Linked DNA regions of Homo sapiens: region 2 is linked to region 1. Evidence: read pairs that join two places in POLR2A ChIA-PET (ENCODE). Cell type or tissue: IMR-90. All regions are shown on one strand.

Region 1 (2,500 bases):
CGAGCCAGGGGGGCCCACGTTCGGCTGCTGACGGCGGTCCACAGGAGGGGAGGGTCTGTTGGGCGGGGGAGCCTCTCTCTGCCTTGCTTCCTTTTAGGGTGAGCCTTTGGTTCTCCTGTCCCAAACCGAGGGGGGCCACGTGGGAGCCGGCAGCACACACTGGCCACCACTGACCGCTCCTGCTGTCCTGGCACTTCCGCCCCCTCCCAAAACGGCAGCCCACAGTGACTGGTCGCAAGTGCCATCAGAAATGTGCGCCGCTTACGAGGCTGTCAACCAGGCTGGTTCTTCCAAAGTCGTCCATTACCAGATAAGTGAAGGTAAAATAGTGATGCTTTATTAATTGCAGGTATGGCACGGGTTTTTATACCTGTTTATATACACTTGCTCCGGAGCGGAAGGACTTTCTCATCTCTCCTTGCCTCTCCCCCACCCCCAGAAGAGAATTTCAACTTTAAGACAAACAACTTCATTTACAAGTGTGTCTCTAATTAGCTGCAGAATTAGGAAAGCTGAGCTTTCCCCCATAGATCCGCTCAACCCTCGAGGGAGACTGGTGGAATAGAGAGAATCGCATTTCCAATTATTTTGTTGAATTGCTAATTTAGTTATTGTGCCTGGTGTAATTGTGATGGGTATTGGGTATGCAATTCAATTTGTTTTAAATATTTGTGGGAAGGCTGATCAGTAATGGAGCTGACCTATTTTGTGGCCCAAATTGAGAAAAAAAAAAAAGACTAAAACACAACAGCCACAAAGATACAGTTTGTTTCCATTTTTATTTTGATCTCTCTCATCCCTCTTAAGATCATTGATGCAACAAAAGGATTAAATTAAAAGATGACAGCACTTTGATCTTCTCCCTTTGAAAGCTTAACTGTCCTTGGTAGTTTAATATGCAGATATTTTAGGGTAGAGTCTAGATGCATTGCTGGAGTTGAGTAGTTTCTGCCTCCTAAAATTGCATTTCTGCATGTGCCTAAAAGTGATTTGGGGTACTCAACTTTCTAATAGTGTGTAAAGTAGTGGAGGTGTATCTGTAACAAATAACGCAAAGCCGTGAGAGCCACAAGTTCGCCACTCCTACTGGGCAGAAGTCCATTCCAGAGTCCCGGAACCTTCCCTCCAGGCAGCACCACGTGCAGAGGTTGGTGGCCAGGAACCCCACCCCGGGTGTTTGCATAAAGCTCACCCATTGGGAGCCCTGCTCCTGGTTGATTTGAGCCTGTGCAGGTGAGAGGAGGGCTAGGTGACAAGTTCCCTCATGGCTGGCGGTGACTCTGTGGAGCTAGCTCCTTGAGGGCCAAGCTCCAATGTCCCTCTTCAGCCAGAGTCTGGACCGGGAGGTATGGGCCAGGGAAAATCTGTGATGTAATCTTGTTTACATGCCTATTGGATGCTGAGTCATAAACACAGTCTGGGCCTGGGCCAGGGCTGTGGCTTGAAATCAGAGCTCTGCTGGGACCTGAGGTCACAGAAATAGATTGCAGGAGTTGAGCCTTGGGCACGTACGACCGAGGTTGCTTACAGGTGACTGGAAGCCCTCACCTTCCACAGCATCCCGCCGGGCCCGCCAGGCGTCCTCAGACACAGGCTAACTAGGGCTTGGTTGGGCAAGATCAGAGGGTGGCGGACCAGAGCAGATTTTGAGAAAAGGTTATAATAAAATGGGTCATAGATGCGGCTGTTGTAATGAATTTGATCCTAAAGGATTCGTTTTGTAACTCGATTAGCTTAGCAAGGTGCCAGGGTCAATTTCCGTGCTTAGCTGCTAAAGAGAAGTTTAAACTTCATTACTCTTACGTGAGAGCTCACCGGGACCAACTGGAGGAACTCAGCCCCAGGTGGATCCCTTTTAACAAGCTGTTCTGGAGGAGCTGGGCGAGGACAGCTGATGGCCGCAGCTGCTGATCCTGAGGAGGGGCTGGGTCCCGTGTGAGGACAGATAGGAGGGTGACCATTGAACCAGCCAGGCTGGAGCTGAAAAGAAACTGGCAAGCAGCTAGAGCAGCTGGGGATGGAAGGAGGAGGAGGCGTTTGTGGAAACAGCTGCAGGGCAGGAGGGCAGGCTGCGGGGTAAGGTCTGTGTAGCCTCTACCCCGTGATGGTGGTGGTTGTTATTATTTGAGACAGTCTCGCTCCGTCACCCAGGCTGGAGTGCAGTGGTATGATTTCTGCTCACTGCAACCTCCACCTCCCTAGTTCAAGCGATTCTCCTGCCTCAACCTCCTGAGAAGCCAGGATTACAGGTGTACGCCACCACGCCCAGCTAATTTTTGTATTTTTAGTAGAGACAGAGTTTTGCCATGTTGCCCAGGCTGGTCTCCAACTCCTGACCTCAGGTGATCCACCCGCTTTGGCCTCCCAAAGTGCTGAGATTATAGGCATGAGCCACCATGCCCAGTCTCCATTTTTTTTCTACAGTGTTGTTATTGAGGTAGAATTTACATACCATAAAACTCACCTGTTGTAAATGTACAATTCCATGGTTTTTGCTACA
Region 2 (2,500 bases), 140 kb after region 1:
CATTTTGTGGATTCAATTCCAATCAGAATTGTTATCCTCTCAAACTTGCATTGTGTTGCCTTGCTTGGTTCAAGAGACAGGAGAAACCCAAAATACTAAAATATCACTTATGTTATATTAGCCTGGAAACCTCCACACAGGGTTAAACACATCAAAACTTAAATATACTTTTCCAATGTTAATCTTATTATAGGTCTGAAATAAAAACTGACTATCATAACATTTTAACACTTTAGAAAATTAACTAACAAACTGATAAAACATGAGATCAGCTATTTCTGGATCTGCACTCCTCTAAAAGGAGAAGCAAATTAGAGAAACTAAAAATTGTAAAAACTGTGAATAATTTGCCAGGATAGGAGTAACCTTAAGGGTTTCTCCTCTGAAAGCCCCAAACTACACAGAGAACTTAGCAAAAGAAGATGTTGCTAGCAAGGCCGGACATAAGGCAGATAAACCCCCTATCATACACAGCTAGATGGGAGCTTCTCCATACTGAGGCTTTTCAAGTAGTGCTTTTTGAACAGCTGAAGAAAAGCTGAAGCCATGTTTTCCAAACAGAAAGAATAATTTAGTATGTCCAAAGGGGAGCTCAGGACTCCCTAGCAGATAACACATTATCTTGTCAAGTGTTGTGGTTTTTTTTTTCCTGGTTTCACTATTCTAAGTTACATAAAGGTGCTTTTAATTGGAAAAGAAACTAAACATACGGTACCTGTTTAGCGTAGGGATGTTCCCTCTGTAATTAAACAACCACAGTTAGTTACTGATAAGTTAGTGAAAGCCATAATAAAAGAATTGTCAGAGCAGATATAGACCAGTCATGAGGAGCTCCAGTTTGGCAGCTCTGGCATTCAGCAGACATAATTAAGTGCTCATTACCCTTCAACCCCCAGGATACCTCCAAAGAGGCATGCTCCTAACCTACCTCACCACACCAGCTGTTGATGGAAAGGGTCAAAATGTATTTACCATGGATTTTAAAAATAGCTCTATTACCAAAAAAAAAAAAAAAAAAAAAAAAAATTTAGAGTAGTGGTAAAACACAGGCTGATGAAAATTAATTTAAGCTATATGATATGGTATATTAACTCAAGCTTCAATAAGAAATATAATTCTTCACAGGATTCTTAGAGACTCTTCTTTCTTGTTCCTATTACTGAAGGTGTAATAAGGAGGTCCAGGGAAGTTGATTCCACAGCTCCTCCTACTTTAATCGCTTATCCAGGATATGTGACAGACCTACAAATTCTCCACCAAAGAAAAGTATCCAGGAATCTGGGTTCCCAGCTACCTGTTCTAAGTCTTTTTAACCATACTCTTCCTCCCATGAAGGAGAGCAGGGGGGAAGGTACTGTATTCTAGGAGCTTAAAAGAACTGAAAATCATGCAGGAAAGTAATGATAAATGATTCTATGATAAGTTGTTAAAATTAATTAATACTTTGTAATTAAATGAGTTTAGGGTCATAATGATTTTAAAAATTGCTGTTAGCTTAAAAACTCTAGGCCTCTCATAAATAAAACCTTATCTAAATTTGACTACCACAGAACTTCCTTATAAAGAATGTGCCAAATCATGAAAGAAAGACCACGATAAGAATAGGAAACTACAAGGCACATCTCCCACATTCTCTTTGGCCTTTGCCACTAACTCCTTTTAAAAGATTTCCCCAACTGAAAAATAATCAAACAAATAAAAACCTTTATTTTCAATGTTAAATGGGCAAAGTTATACTTACCACCTACAATTTAGGGGCATTGTAAGGGGGCTGATCGGTTGATATCTTAACCTTCTAACATTCTTTTATCAGCATTTAATCACTGTTGGGGTTTTCTAGCACACAGAGGACTTAATGGGCAGAACATAGTGGGTGGTGCTGATGATATGTGGAAAGGAAGATAGAGGGAGGAAAACGATGCACTTTCCATGGCAGTAGAAGGAGCAGAATAGACTGAGCAGGCCATATAAATAAAAAGCTGTGACATATCACTGCACACAAACTGTATACCTCATGTGATTTGTGAGTAGAAATGCTCTTTGCATCAAACCTGTATCACAGAGTGAATTCATAAGACAGCAAGAGCAACCTCTGAGTGCAGAAACCTGAACCTTTGCTGTTTGGATTCCTTAAGCCTCTCACTCAGGAGAGTGGGTTTTATTTTTACAAGAGATCCTTAGTTATAATGCACTTGGGCCTCAACAATACAGAAAAAATAGGCACAGGTTCTAGAACAGAGGGAGGTACAGCTGAACAGAAAACTAACTGCAGATGCTAATGAGAATAGTTTTCCTTTTACGATATAAAGGATGCTAAAGAAAGGGGCCGCCTGCACAGTTTCTTAGCATGAATCTCAGTTCAGAGAGAACTCTACAACCAAAGAAACCTCAGGTTCCATTCATCCAGGTTTCTAGAGTTTAGAAACCAGTATAATCTCTCTCAACTGTTAACAAATTTCCTAATCTAATAAAATAATCTAACTGCTTCTGTAGCTACATT

The links. ChIA-PET counts read pairs that join two places held together with the same protein. Peaks named below come from ENCODE experiments on the same cell type or tissue, not always from the same donor. Only the 100,000 strongest peaks of a DNase experiment are listed, where the experiment ranks them.
Region 2: POLR2A ChIA-PET joins it to region 1 with 22 read pairs; 3 of 35 experiments call an interaction of 5 or more read pairs at or near these places.

Annotation. Positions count from the first base shown.
Region 1 is chr17:37,066,495-37,068,994 of GRCh38, forward strand. No RefSeq gene overlaps it. Among named protein-coding and RNA genes, the nearest start is that of MIR2909, 34 kb to the left of the region's middle. In IMR-90, no CTCF peak of the experiment used is centred here; a DNase peak (open chromatin) is centred at 1,407; H3K27me3 peaks cover 687 bases.
Region 2 is chr17:37,209,752-37,212,251 of GRCh38, forward strand. It overlaps ACACA (acetyl-CoA carboxylase alpha), which reads right to left. Exons shown (of 56, transcript NM_198834.3): 30 at 716-739. Among named protein-coding and RNA genes, the nearest start is that of SNORA90, 34 kb to the right of the region's middle. In IMR-90, no CTCF peak of the experiment used is centred here; no DNase peak of the experiment used is centred here.